Linked DNA regions of Homo sapiens: regions 2 and 3 are each linked to region 1. Evidence: chromatin contacts called from ENCODE Hi-C or POLR2A ChIA-PET data. All regions are on one chromosome and are shown on one strand. Each heading gives the region's core, a stretch centred on a gene start or an enhancer-like site at or near the end of the contact. The rest is flanking DNA. Distances are from core to core; before and after follow the strand shown.

What was found. Hi-C counts contacts between places; a loop is a spot of excess contacts on that map. ChIA-PET counts read pairs that join two places held with the same protein, here RNA polymerase II (POLR2A). Pooled maps may share reads with other maps.
Region 2: a loop to region 1 is called in a map of motor neuron, with 3 times the contacts of the local background. The contact joins the enhancer-like site here to the promoter of TSHR-AS1 in region 1. A Hi-C loop is called at or near these places in 7 of 168 maps with a recorded cell type or tissue (B cell, GM13977, Ramos and 4 more), 4 of 37 single-sample maps with no recorded cell type and 14 of 50 pooled maps. POLR2A ChIA-PET finds 5 or more read pairs at or near these places in 7 of 52 experiments (A549, HEK293T, MCF 10A and 4 more).
Region 3: a loop to region 1 is called in a map with no recorded cell type, with 5 times the contacts of the local background. The contact joins the enhancer-like site here to the promoter of TSHR-AS1 in region 1. A Hi-C loop is called at or near these places in 7 of 37 single-sample maps with no recorded cell type and 4 of 50 pooled maps. POLR2A ChIA-PET finds 5 or more read pairs at or near these places in 1 of 52 experiments (K562).

What each region holds. Positions count from the first base shown.
Region 1 is chr14:81,167,559-81,172,419 of GRCh38, reverse strand. TSHR-AS1 (TSHR antisense RNA 1) reads left to right here and starts at 2,014. Exons shown (of 9, transcript XR_007064290.1): 1 at 2,014-2,311. LOC105370594 (a long non-coding RNA gene) reads right to left here and starts at 3,648. Exons shown (of 2, transcript XR_944073.3): 1 at 3,617-3,648; 2 at 585-2,759. RefSeq lists enhancers at 1,640-2,009, 2,230-2,289.
Region 2 is chr14:80,971,144-80,976,004 of GRCh38, reverse strand. All of the region lies in intron 1 of TSHR (thyroid stimulating hormone receptor), which reads right to left. Among named protein-coding and RNA genes, the nearest start is that of TSHR, 18 kb to the right of the region's middle. RefSeq lists enhancers at 2,185-2,684, 2,685-3,186. Within about 2 kb of position 1,889, at least 2 of the 41 ENCODE cell types and tissues checked have a DNase peak (open chromatin) inside an H3K27ac peak, as active enhancers do.
Region 3 is chr14:81,300,786-81,305,646 of GRCh38, reverse strand. All of the region lies in intron 5 of STON2 (stonin 2), which reads left to right. Among named protein-coding and RNA genes, the nearest start is that of GTF2A1-AS1, 82 kb to the right of the region's middle. RefSeq lists a cis regulatory region at 2,154-2,164 and an enhancer at 2,087-2,231. Within about 2 kb of position 2,271, at least 13 of the 41 ENCODE cell types and tissues checked have a DNase peak (open chromatin) inside an H3K27ac peak, as active enhancers do.

The sequences.
Region 1 (4,861 bases), core at 765-3,264:
GTGGGCGTGGCTTCTGCGGGTTTCATGGCAGGATGCATCAGGAATATAGAAACTTGGAGACAAATGTCCTGTGGTTATTGTTATGGTCTGAATGTTTCTACACCCCCAAATTCATATGCTGCCATTCTAACCCAAGGTGATGGTATTAGACGGGGTGTCTTTCGGCAGTGAGGGCATAATGCACTTAGGAAGAGACTCAGAGAACTAGCTAGCCCTTTCCACCATGTGAGAGTGCAACAAGGAACAGACTCTCACCAGACACCAAATCTGCTGGCCCCTTGATCTGGGACTTCTCAGTCTCCAGAACTCTGAGAAATAAATGCCAATTGTTTAGAAACTACCAATTTCATGGTATTTTGTTACAGCAACCTGAACAGACTAAGACAGTTACTGAAAAACCCCACTTTAAATATGTGAGCATGGGAGCCCACATTGCTGGACAGCCTCATGGTAAAGCTATCAAATCCTGCTCTTGGCATATTTTGCAGTAGTGTTGTGCCCAGGGAGGGGGGCAGTCAGTCCTGGGGGACGGGCAATAAGGAGGTGAACTGCTGGCCGAGAACATAAACACAATCATTATTAAATTGATTACATGTAGTGTGCTTTTTATTATTACCATGTGCCAGCAATCCTAAACTATGTCAATGATAGAACACCTTCCCATAAGAAATAATTTTTTGTTCTAACTGGTCTAATTGTTACAGTTAGTGTTACAGTTAGCGTTGAGAGTGTTTTTCCATTTTTTTTTACTGTGATAAAATATGATTACCATTTTAGCCATGGTTAAGTGTACAGTTCAGTGGCATGAAACACATTAATGTTTAGTTTTAATAAAATATTTGTTAGCTTCATTTTTTTTTTACATTTCACATACATGAAATAAGCCAATCACAAAAAGATAAATACTACACAATTCCACTTAAATGAGGTTATCTACAGTGATCAAATTCTTAGAAACAAAAAGTAGAATGGTGGTTACTCCGGACTGGAGGAAGCAGGAAATGAGAAATTGTTCAGTGGATACAGATTGAGTATCCTCTCTGAAGATTTGTATATTTAAAATTTTTTTCTTTATCTGATTGAGTTGATTTGAAGAATCAGTTTTTGAGCTCTGAGATTCCACAGCTTGATCTATTCCTCTGTTAATGCTTCCAACACTATTATGAAAATTTTGTAGTGAATTTTTAAATTCCAGTTCAGTTTGGTTCTTTTTAAAAATGGCTATTTTGTCTTTCAATTTTTGGGTCATTTTTACTGGATTCCTTGGATTGGGTTTCTACTTCCTCTTGAATCTTGATGAGCTTCTTTGGTATCCAGATTCTGAATTCTATGTCTGTCATTCCGGACATTTCAGTCCTTGCTGAGGGGCTAGTATGCTTATTTGACGTTTTGAATTGCCAGAGTTCTTGTGCTGACTCTTTTGAGAGGGCTGGTGTTCCTTTGTCGTCTTGTTTTTATATTATTCATTTACCTTGAGGGCTTAACTGTGGTATATGTTGAGTATAGTCAATTGGCTTCATTTCTGGATACTTTCAGAGGGCCAAGGCTCTGTATGGGATCTTTGTGGCTAGATTCTTGCTCTGGGTTTTACAGGTGCTCTATACTGGCAGAATATTTTGAAATTGTAATTTCGGCGGCAAACCAGTAGATGGCGCTTAAGAGTAATTGCCGGCAGGCTCTGACTCAGCGCTGGCTCTTTGGTATTTTGTATTCGCAGTCATGCTCCATAGTTCAGGGGAGAGAGATGATCCTTTTGCCAAGTCCTCTCCTGGCCCTTAGAGGAGCCCCCTCCAATCACTGGAGCTGCACTTACGTTTCCTTTGTTAGGTGTTCGGAGCTGTGGGGGCTCTCTCCGGCAGAGGCTAAGGCTTGCAGACAGGCCGCAACCCTTCCCTGAAAGGCCCTGAGAGAGACAAGTCTCATCCCGCGCTGGCCCACGAACTGCTTCTCACTCCTCCCAGTGTTCTGAGTGGAGGCTCCTCCCCCGCGCTTGCGCACCAGCCACAGGTCTCAGCTGGGCACTCCTGAGCTCTGTGCTGCAACCTTGGGGCATTGGGCTCTGTCTTTCGGCCCCTCGGGGTCAGACCCCTGCTGTGTTGGGGGATCCGAAGTGCTCCCAAGCTGCCTGGAAAGCATTCAGGCGGGGTCGCTAGCAAGAACTCAGGCTGGGCAGCGGAGGCGGCACAGTGCACACACTCCTGCAGGAACAACCAGACAGGGGCTTTGGGAGGGGCTGCGTGCAGGGGGTCCCGCAGAACATATGCGCCCCAGTCCCGCAGGAAGGACCGCCCTGCTCTCTCTTGGCTCACTGGTAAGTTGAGGTCAGATGGGGAGCCTTGGGGGATAGGCGCCTATAGCCACCTTCCTCTGCAGCTGCCATGCACACAAAACCCCCTGGGCTCCCTGCAACCTGGAGCTCTGTCTCTGCCTACTCCCTGGGCAGATCCCCCTGCCAATTCAACTGTCTGTGGGGGTCATAGGATCTCTTATAGCTGGGATCCCAGAAATACGTGAGGAGAGTGGGCTGCCCCACTGTCACTTTACTCAACCCTTCCCTAGGAAACGTTCTGGGCCTGGAACTAGTCCTGGCACTCACCCCGCGCAGGGTTCCCAGCTTCCTTCCTCTTCAGCCTCGTGTCTGTGTGGCCGCTCTGTGGACTCAGCGTTTCACTGCGAAGATCTGCTCAGAGTGTGTTGGTTTACGGGATATTTTGGTGTCTCGGTGGGAGCAGCACTTATTGACTGCATCTGTTATTTTTCTGGGAAAAATCATCTAATCAAGATGTTTCTGGGAGCAATGTAACACAACAATTCAAACGCAAGAAGGCATCTCATCTTGAGCAAATAAATAGGAATAATGCCAAATGCTTTTTATGTCTCAGACACTACACATGTATGAATCTTTAAATAACCCAATGCACTACGCTTTAGATTTCTCCCCATTTTACAGATAGGAAAAGTGAGGTACAGAGAGATTGTAGACTTTGCCCAAAGTCACACAGCAAGTGAGTGGTGGAGTCAAGTTGGACCCAGTCTGACTTCGGAGATGACTACTTACCCATTAAGAGCAGGTTCCTCATTAAAAACGAGGATAAAGACCTTGTTAGTGTATTCAGAGTACTAAGGGGAAATAATTCAATCTAGGAACCTAGACCCAGCTAAAAATATTATTTCAGTCAGGATGAAATAAAGATATTTTAAAATAAAAACTGAAAGTGTTTATTATTTACAAGTTCTATCCAGGCAGAAAGACCTAGTAAACAATAAACTTTAGAAAAAAGATTATGGAAATTCAAAAGAGGATGAAAGAAGAAATGGAAAACAAAGAAATTGGTAAGCATGAATAGGTCAAAATATTGACTGTGAGAGAAAAATTAGAATGTTAAGTTTTAAAGGAAAGTGGAAGAAATATAATGCATAACAACATTAAATTGCTTCATGAATTGTAGACAATAAAGACTTCTGTGGGAAAAAACCACACTCAAACTCAAAGTGCTTTTTCTATTCTCTCTCTTAACAACAATCAACACAGAAGATGTCTGTGACCAAACTGGGGTGGAGGTGTTCTTCCTGCTACTAAGCAAGCAACAAATTCTACAATTCTGTTGTGGCTTACCTGGAGATAGCATCAGATCCCACATGTTGAGGATTCATTCCCACAAGACTGCCCCTACTTCACATGTCAGTTGCAACTCCAGGCCTCCAGAATTTCTGACCAATCAGCTTCAAGTTGGGGTTTTCATAACTCCCTCTTTGGGTTCAATTAATTTGCTGGAGTGGGTCAAATAACCCAGGGAAACATTTATGTTTACTGGTTTGTTATAAAAGATGTTAGAAATGATACAGATGAAGAGAGGCAAAGGCAAGGTAGGGGAGAAGGGGCATGGAGCTTCCGTGACCTCCCTGGATATGCCACCCTTTAGGAACCTCCATGTGTTCAGCTATCCAGAAACTCTTTGAACCTTGGTCTCTTGCTTGAGCCTTTCATGGGAACATCATTGAATAGGCATGACTGACAACTGTGTAGAAATGTGATTGGACAAAAAGAGTATGGTCTAATACTCATAGACTGAGAGGGGAAACCCTGTAAGGCCTGTCTGTTCAGATTCCTTTTGGCCCCTCTGTGTAGGACTCCTTCTTTTAGGGTATGGGGCAAGATCACTTCTGAAATGAGGGTCTTACGTCCCACAGTCAGACAAGGTAGGTCAGAGAATTCCTTTATGGCCAGCGCCAATATAGAAAAACAAGGAAGATTCCTCACTTGGAGAGAAAAAGGAGCAGGTGCAAGGAGGGCAGGAGAGGAGCAGAGAGACATTCTGTTTTCTCAGGCCTGCTTCTGAGCCCTAAAGTGCTCCACCATTATACCAAGAGCTATTGGAGTTATGAGCCAGGAACATGGATGGAAACCTATATGTAAAACCACAAACACACAGTAATAACAATATACCAGGATCCTTTAAAGAAACGAAGACATCTTTAAGCTTTTATTTCAGTTTAGTCGTCTCTCTTCAGAGGGATGGCCCAATAAAACTTCCTTACATATAAAGATAAAGCAAAAACTCAAAGAATAAAATAATGATGCCAAAAATGTTTTTTGTTGATGCCACCATTATTACCCTCCTAACCCGAGTTGATTCTACTTGGAAAATGCACACTTTGCTTATTTCATTTTTGTTTTTTTACCTTGCACTGGTGGAAATCTAAGATGACAAAGACAGTGTTCCTATCTCTTTATGCATTTTCACTTATATTCATTGATTTAGTCCAGGTAATTCTTTTTTTTTTTTTTTTCTTGAGAAGGAGTCTCACTCTATCTTGCCTAGGTTGGAGTGAGTGCAGTAATGCAACCTCGGCTCACGGC
Region 2 (4,861 bases), core at 640-3,139, 200 kb after region 1:
GGGAGGCGGAGCTTGCAGTGAGCCAAGATTGTGCCACTGCACTCCAGCCTGGGCAACAGAGTGAGACTCCATCTCAAAAAAAAAAAAAATGCATTTGCTGTTAAGCTGCAAGGAGTGCAGTTGGCACACCTAACCAGCTCAGTATCCTCCCCATTATGCAACAGCAGCCCTGCCTCCTGTGCTGCTCAGAAGACCTGAAGTAAGGCACCAGGCAATCAAGGAGTATGATGTGGAGAAAACCAAGGGAAGCAGTCAGCAGTGACAAAAGCTACTGAGCATTCAACTTAGGAAAGAATCTAAAATGTCCTTTGGATTTTGCAACAAAGGTTGTTAATATGACTTTGGCAAGACCTTTTTCAATTAAGTAATGGGGGCAAAAGCCAGATTGCACCAAGCTAAATGGTGAATGGGGAGTAAAAAAATCAGAAGAGCAACATGAGAAAGCTCCTTATGAACATTTAGCTGTGAAGGGAAGGATAGAGGCAGGGAAGGAGTGGTAGGTGGACGCAAATGTGAGAACGTATTGGAGTGAAATTTTTTTAGAGGAAAGATACTTGAGTGTGTTTAGATAGCTGTGAAAAGCATCTGAGAGAGTAGGAGAGGGAGGAAAAAGTCAAAATAGGGTGAGGAAACCAAAAGAACATGGATGTAGGTGGAGGGACTCATTTTGTATTGCTACAAAAGTGGAGAAGAAAAGGATGGGTGTAGATTCTTTTAAATGAAATACTTCATTTGTGTTGCTTTGTTTTAATAGTCAAGTTCTTTCAGAATCCCTGTATAATACATTTGTGTTCTTCAAAATATGTGACAAACAATAACCTGCCATAGTCTTACTCTGCTGAATGGGGAAGATTGTCCCTGAATAGGAAGAGCTCCATGAACATTTGAACAATGATGTCCTTGGTCTTCCTAACAGTTCTCTGAAATAGGACATGACCATCTTATGGTTTTCCTTTAATAGATACAAAAGGTAAGACACAGAATGATTATGTGCCTTGCTAAGATTCTTAGGACTTATGGAAGGTCTCCTGACTTCCACTGTCCATTTCTACTTAGCACTCTTACTGTGTAAGTAGTCCTTTCACATAGTCATGCAATAATTTCCCTGAATTCAGTGGAAAACTGTCCTCTGCTCTTCACCGTGACTTTTAGCTGACATAGCTTTATACCAGATATTTTTCCTCTTTATTTTGCTGCTGTTGATACTGAACATATTGGATACAATACAAAAAGAAAGCACAATCCCTCCAAGCCACCCTATTTTTTTGGTCATGAAATACATACTTTCTATAAAGTGCCAAGTTTCTTACGAGTAAAAGGAATCCTTCACAAGTACATTAGACCTTCTATCATCACACAGAAATGAATCAGACAGAGCCTTAAAAGATTCTTTCATGCTTCATAAAGCACATTTCAGAGCTTCTGGCTTTGTTGTTTTAGATTCCAGGGATTGAGGGTGGTTGTGAAATGGCAATTTGGTTATGCTACATAAGGCCAACCAAGCATTAAATATGGGCATCTGGAGGGTTTGGCAGTACTAACAGGATTTTCAGCCAAACTCTGACACAGAACAGATAAATCATTCTTACAGATTTATGTGCTCTATTGGCACAGAGACCCCCTAGTTAGACTTTCAGTCCCTTTACCCTACTGGGAATGAATATATCTGGAAGAAGATAAGAACTCTTGGAAGTCTTTAAAATGTCCCCTTTGAAAAGTAGACAAGTGTTGCTCTTCCTAATAAAGCTGTGCAACCCTGATGCCAAACAGCTGCTGGATGGTCCCTGCATGGAAGCTTGCCCTCCACAAATTGATATAATGCTCACACCGAGGGTTAAATCAGGCCACATCTGACAGGCTCTCAGACCTACCACCGCATTAGTAATAATAGCTAACCTGTGATCAAGGCGTATTCTGTTACATCATGCTACCAGCATTAGCTCATGAGCTCCGTATAATCACTCATTGTGGGGAGAGCAGATTTTACAGATCTTACTAGTTTGTTCACCCTGTGAATTGAGTAAATAGAATCTCCCACCCAGGGCGATGGTGGGAGATAAGAATTATACCACACCTCTTCTGCCTCCACATCTAAAGCAGGTTGGGGAAAAATAACTGAGAAGTAAGCTCTGGTAAACATAAGGTGAAGAATAATTTATGTCTCTCATTTAAACATTTTCCAATTCACAGCAAATTTTCTTCCTTGGCACATTGGTTAAATTTGTTAATGGAGATTTTAAAAAAAGGCATAGAAGCCAATATTATTATAAGAAACATCGATAGAAATAGGATATTGTTAGAATTGTTCTTCAGCTTCCTTATAACAGAGAAAAGCCCTTTGCATGAATATTGACTCTAAAAGAGTTATGAATAATGGCTTCATGCATTGCTATTAAGTCGCCGCTTTCTAGAAATGTTGCCTAAGATTGCCATGAGATCCAGAAGGGATAAATGCATAGTGTTCCTCTGCCAACTGGCTAGAAACAGCCTCCTTCACAAGATGGGAACTCTTAAAACCTTTCGACACGGGAAAGTATGTTTGGTAGCTCTAAGCCTCTGAGAATAAGTACACAGATTTTTTTTTTTTTTTTTTTTTTTTTTGAGACAGCGTCTCGCTGTCACCCGGGCGTGAGTGCAGTGGCGCGATCTCGGCTCACTGCAGGCTCCGCCCCCCGGGGTTCACGCCATTCTCCTGCCTCAGCCTCCCGAGTAGCTGGGACTATAGGCACCCGCCACCTAGCCCGGCTAATTTTTTGTATTTTTAGTAGAGACGGGGTTTCACTGTGTTAGCCAGGATGGTCTCGATCTCCTGACCTCGTGATCCGCCCTCCTCGGCCTCCCAAAGTGCTGGGATTACAGGCGTGAGCCACCGCGCCCGGCCAAGTACGCAGATTTTTTTGATGTTCAGATTTTTGTATCTAAGGTATAAGGTATTACAGCATGGAATGGGGCTGCTATCTACATTGATGTGTTAGAAATGAACCTGTCCAAAAATTGCTGCAAGCTTTAGCCAGGCCTGTTTACATCTGTTTTCCCTTTGGGTCACTTGTCTGATTGCCCATACTCTTTGTCACCCTACAATTTAGATGAAACTTGAAAGCATTATGCTAAGTGAAAGCAGTCAGATACAAAGGTCACATAAGGTAGCATTCCATTTACACAAAATATCCAGAATAGGTAGACCCATGTGGACGGAGAGCAGATTCCTGGTTTCCAGGGGCTGGGAGGAGTGGGGAATGGGGAATGACTGCTTAATCGGCACGAGCTCCCCTTTGAGATGATGAAAATATTTTGGAACTAGATACAGGTGCTGGCTGTACACTATTGTGAATGTACTAAATGCCACTGAATGGTAGTTATACTTGAAAATGGTTAATTTTATATTGTGTGAATTTCACATCAACTGAGAGAGGAGGAGGGGAGGGAGAGGGAGAGAAAATAGACCAGATTTAGGAAGATAGCTATGGAATAGTAGAAGGAGCTTTGGGTTTAGAGTTGGGAGACATGAATTTGAATTCTGACTCTTTCACTTACCAGCTGTGACATAAAAGTCAAAAAAGATGACATTTCTGGGTCTCAGTTTTGCATCTAAATGAGAGTCAAACACCTCCCAAGGAAGACCACTGTGAACACTGAGATATTATATGTGAAGACATATAGTATGGGTCTGGGCATAAAGCTGATACAAACACATAACTGAGCAAAAAAAACCCCACAGAACAATGATAGGTTTTTTTAAGGTAGTACAAAAAACAAAAACGAAAACCCATGGAATTTATGTTATAGCTAAAACTGTTAAAATGTAATAAAAGTAACTTGGATTAATAACTCACAATAGATAACAATCATGGCAATTTTCATAAATCCAAACACTGAAGAACTAGGTGTTTTGTAATTATAGCTTATACTTCATTTATCTGGCTTCAAGGCATGAATTTAAATCTAAACATTTGTGTTATGGAAAATTCTTCCCTCTAGTACTGTGTATAGTAACCACATCAAGTTACTATATTTCATCATCTTAAGAGGCACATATTTTAAAACTTTAATGTCTCAGGAACCAGGAATTCATTGATTAAAAGTGTTGCTGGATCCCCCTAGGGAAGTGTAGGGAAAGTGTATACCACTACAAGTATTATTGGTGACTGTCCCCCAATCATTCCTAAAAGGGACCTGTGGCCAGTTGCCAAAGTAACTGTCAACTGGTAAACAGAAATCCAAGGCTTCTTGAAGATCATTGGATACAAGGTTTGAGCTTATACTGACAGGAGTATGTCCAAGGATAAATTGCAGATATTAGTGTCAACTTGAAAGACTTAAAGGATGCAGAATGGTGGTGCTTCATATCCTTTCAATTCACCTATCTGCCCCCTGTAAGAAACAAAACCAACAAAAACCCCAAACAAATAGATTAAGGTGAATGACAATGCACTTTAACAAACTTAACCAATAGGTAGGTTCTATCATAGCTGCTGTGCCAGATATGTCTTCACTGGAACACATCAGCACAGCCTGTAGCACTTTATATGTGATTATCAATCTGGTGAATGTGTTCTCTTCTTGATTCCTATCAATAGAGAGAATCAAAAGTAGTAAACCTTTATCTAGGAACAATAGCAATACCAATTCACTGCTTTGCCCAAGGGGTTCCATTTCATAAGAGTTTGTGGGGACGGATAATCTGGACATCACGCACATCATCATACTGGTCTGCTACCTGATGATATGCTAATTAGAGTTGGTGGGCAAAAAGTAGAAAGAAGCCTAGCTAGTCTAGTAAGAAATCTGAAGGTTGGGGGCAGCAGATAAATCCCACAAAGATTCAGGGACCTCTTCCATTAGCAACATGCTTAGTCTGCGG
Region 3 (4,861 bases), core at 1,022-3,521, 130 kb before region 1:
TAAGAGGAGGAGATATTTGCAATAAATACATAATAACAAAGAAATCAAATCCTGAATATATAAAAAAAACTTCTATAGATCAACAAGAAGACAGCAGACCACCCAATGGACAAAAGCCTTGAAAAGGTACTTCACAAAGGAGGCTATCCAAATGGCCAATAAACATATGAAAAGGTATACACCTTCAGTGTTCATCAGTGAAAGTTCAGTAAAATCCACAATATAACACACCACACACCCACCGTCATAGCTCAAATGAAAATAACAGGCAGTATCCAGTGTTGGTAAAAATGTAGAACAACCAGAACACATATACACAGTGGGTGGGAGTGTAAATTGGCATAGTCGCTTTGCATATCCAGTGAGAGAGCAGTTCTGCTCCTGAGTACCCAAGACAGAAGCAAGCATGTGTGCATCAAAGGCATGTGCAAGAATATTCATAGAAGCCTGGCTCTCAAATGTCCATCGACACTAACATGGATAAATTGTGTCACATTCACACAATTGAATACGATGCAGAAATGCAAACTAACACATCACATGTAATGAAATGAATGAATCTCATGAACATAAAGAGAACATACTATATGAATTCATTTATCTAAGTTCAAAAACAAGCACGTTACAGTATGGTGTTAGGAGTCAGAATAATTGTTACCCTGGGGGAAGAGGTAGTTAGTGATAGGAAGGGGGTACAAAGGGGTCTTCTGGGGATCTGTCTTTTGAGATAGTGAATTACCTACATGTCTTCACTTTGTAAAAAGCTATTGAACTTTAAACTTATGATTTATGTTATTTTCTGTGTATTTTATACTTTTTAAAAAGTTTGCCAAAAAAACAGAATAACAAGAAAGGCTAAAGTAACAATGCCTGGGTTTGAATCCTGATTCCATCCCTCCCTCCCTTCCTTCCTTTTTTCCTGTGACAGTCTCACTCTGTCACCCAGGCTGGAGTGCAGTGGCGCGATCTTGGCTCACTGCAACCCCCGCCTCCCAGGCTCAAGCAATTCTCATGCCTCAGCCTCCTGAGTAGCTGAGATTCATCACAGGCCTGTTTCATCACACCCAGCTAATTTTTGATATTTTTTGTGGAGACAGGGTTTCACCATGTTGGCCAGGCTGGTCTTGAACTCCTGACCTCAAGCAATCCACCTGCCTCGGCCTCCCAAAGTGCTAGGATTACAAGCATGAGCCACCATGCCCGGCCCTGATTCCATCTCTAACAGCGTGAGCTTGGGCAAGTTACTTAACTTTTTTGTGCTTTAGTTTTGTCATCTGTAAGAGGGAGATAAGAGCAGTACCTACCTCACAGGGTTGTTGAAAGGATCAAAGGAGATAATCCACGTAAAGTGCTTGAAACAGTGTCAGATACACAGTAACCAGAAAATAACTCTTAAGTAGATACACTTTACAGTGGCTCCTCCATAATAGGTGTGTGGGGGAATCTAAAAATGTACAAAACCCTGGTCTCAAGGAGGTTTTAATCATAATTAGAAAGATGAGATACGTAAAAGAACAACTATTTGACTCTACAAGAGAGTATTGGGAAATTCCAAATGAGCGATGCCGATAAGAAAATCAGAGGAATTTGGTGGAAGGAGTGATTACTGTAGTTTAGAGTGTTCTGGGCAAAACTCATGCCGTTGTTAAAAGTCAGGATAGTCATTATTCACGGTCGGGGAAGAGGTTGGTCAGGAGCACAAAGGCAATTGTTTCTTGATCTGGGTGCTGGTTACATGCATGTGCTCAACTGTGAAAATATATGGAGCTACGATATGTGCACTTTTCTGTATATGCGTTCTACTTCAAGGAGGTTAAAAGGGCATTGGTTTCGAAACCTGGTTGATATTTGACCATAGGCATGTTATGTAAGCTCTATGAGTTTCATTTTCCTCACATATAAACTGTAAATATACCTCCCCTTGGGTTGTCATAGGGTTAATGAAGGCAAAATCCAGTCCAGGATGGGACAGTAAAATATTTCATGTACCTGATCTGCTCACTGAGGAAGAGGGTGACAAACGGAAGCAGACCCTTCCTGTGTTAAGATTTGGAGCCTCTCTCTGGGGTTCATTGCTTTGTTGGAAGAATGACCTCATGTCATTATTGATGTTGTGAATGGAACCTGTTTCAGTGTGTCACTGTGGTGGCGCAATGACTCAGCCACTGGGGCAAAGGGCACTTCTGCCTGTCAGGGCCACTGCTTGACACTTGTCCCACACCACCACTGTTGGTTTCCTTTTTCTGTGCTTAGTCATAGCCACACCTGCAAGTGTGCACAATGCTTGATCCAGGTGTGCACTTAGTAAATATTTACTGAGTGCCTGCTGTGTGTCAGGCTCTGATGGAGCATATAATAATGACTAAAAGCAGAGTAAAAGTAAAACAACATAACACATTGAAGGCTTGCCCTTCAAATATTTTGGTCTACTAACAAGGTAGACATGTTTCTTCTGAAAGCTACTTTTCCCCGTCTCTTCCCTTCTTTCTCTCTGCTTATCCTCTGCTCACCCAATACACATTTTCTTATTCTCATTCTCATTTGTATTCATTATCTCTTTTACACACACACACACACACACACACACCCCCCACACATGTACACCCTCACTGAACTCCATTCCATATAATCAGTCTAACAGCCATTTAACAAAAGCAATCAACTCAGCAAATATTTTTCTACTTGTTCCTGCCCCTCCAAACTATAGATGGCAGTGCCTTACATTAATTATAGCAGAAACAATCATTAAGTGTTCATTCTGTGTACGGCACCATGTCAGGTACTTGCCCACATCATCTGTAATTCTCACAACATCCTGCAGGGCATCGTTATCCCATTTGATAGGTGAGGGACCTGAGGCTTACAGATCTTATATAATTTTCCCACTGTCCCCTACAGCCTGTTTGTGGCACAGCACAAGTCCGCTGTCTCTTGACATGCTGTATTCCTTGTGGAGACATTTGCAGTGTCCTCTCTGATGATTAAATGATGTAAACACCCTCTGTATCAGTTTGTCATGCAATCAACTTTATATGCAAAGCTGTGTATTAGCAGAAGTTGCCACTATGGATTCTGACACCATGGTCATTCTCTTACTTTAATGAGTGTAGTTTGACTAGAAATGTCAGTATAGAACCAGTCAGCCTTGCAAACACTTTCTGAGTTGTTGCATAAATGCTTTAACATTCAGAAGCACTAACCTGCTGCACCATCCGAAGGGATACTGAGCCTATTTCGTTATCTATATTAAAATCTTGGATCCAAGTGAGACTTTCCATCACTACAGGAAGAGCCTGTGTGTATTGAGAAAGTTCTGCCATTTTGGGCCTTCTTTATTAGACTGTCTCTCTTAGACTACTTTAACACTTATTGTTAGCCTCTGTTCCAGAAATTTGTAGACAGATAGGGGTATCTGATGCTGATTAAAGTGAGTATTGCTGTAAGCTGGGCACAGAGGGGCAGCTGATATGGTGCATGCTTACAAATGCTGTTCTAAATGGTTTTCCACAGACAGGCACAGTCCAGAGTGGCTACTACTCCCATTAGTCCTGATGTTTTTGTGTCCTCGCCTCCAGCCTTCTAATAAACCACTCTGATTGGGACAGCCAACTGCCCTCAGTGCACAGTGTCATGTTATGCATTGGGGCTTGAGTCATATTCAAGTGAGGAGGGAGGTCAAAGCTAGCAAATCACCATGGGCTTAAGATCTAGGCTTAAGCTGTTTAGCCTCAGAAACTTAATATTATTGTATTGAGAAGCAAGCATTTCTGGAGATTGACAAATCTACAATAGGAGATGTATATTGGGCAATATGACTAATAACAGTTATTTGTTCAAAAACTAAAAGCTACTAAAAATGGAGTTTCCTCTGCATGGGCTCAGTTCTTTACATGTATTTTTTCCAGTTCTCACAACAACCCTTCAAGTTTTTGAGTAATTATTCACATTTCACAAATGTGAATACTGAGCTGGCATCCCAACCAGATGTATTTACTTCCAAATCTTGAGCACGTTCCACTCTGTCTCAATGTCTTCAGACATTCTCTCTGCTAGTATATCACCCAACTGAAATGTCAGCTCCTTTGCCAGTTTGGCTTCAACTATCCCAGGCAGAATTACTGGTCATTTCCTCTTTTGGGTTCACACAGCACTTTTTATATACCCATAAGAACACTTTGTGTTGTATTGTAATTGCTTTTGCTGTATTGTGGTTGTTGGTTTATTTGCCTGTTGCCTCTGCTAGTCTCTGAACTTCTTAAAGGTAGTGACAAAGTCTTATTCCTTCTTTTACATTTAGCTTGTCATAGGACCTGGCAGTGTTGTGTAGTGTGGAAGGACTGAGTTTAAATCTTGTGTCTTTTTTGGCTGACATTATGTTTTTCGGACATGGTTTACTGCCTAGTAACAAATAGAGTATGTTCAATAAATATTGAATGAGAGAATATAATCTTAGATATTATTTTTTCTCTATTAATTATTTCTATTATTAAAGCTGAAGGATAAAAATATCTTCCTTATGGGGTTGGTGTGAGATTAAATGAATGAATCAAACCTGGAGAAATGATGGTGCAATAGTAACTTCTGAGATTCAGAGAATGGTTATGAGATTCGTCATGTTGTTGCATATATAAATGGTCATTTTATTTTTATTGCTATAGTGGTATTCTATGATATGAATATGATACTCTTTGCTTATTCATTCTCCTATTGATAGGCATTTGGGGTGTTTCCAGGTTTTCACTATTATTAATAAAGCTGCTGTGAACATTCTTGAACAAGTCTATTTGTAGACATATTTTTCATTTCTCTTGAGAACAAACATAGGAGTAGAATTGTTGGGTCATAAAGTAGGTGAATGTTT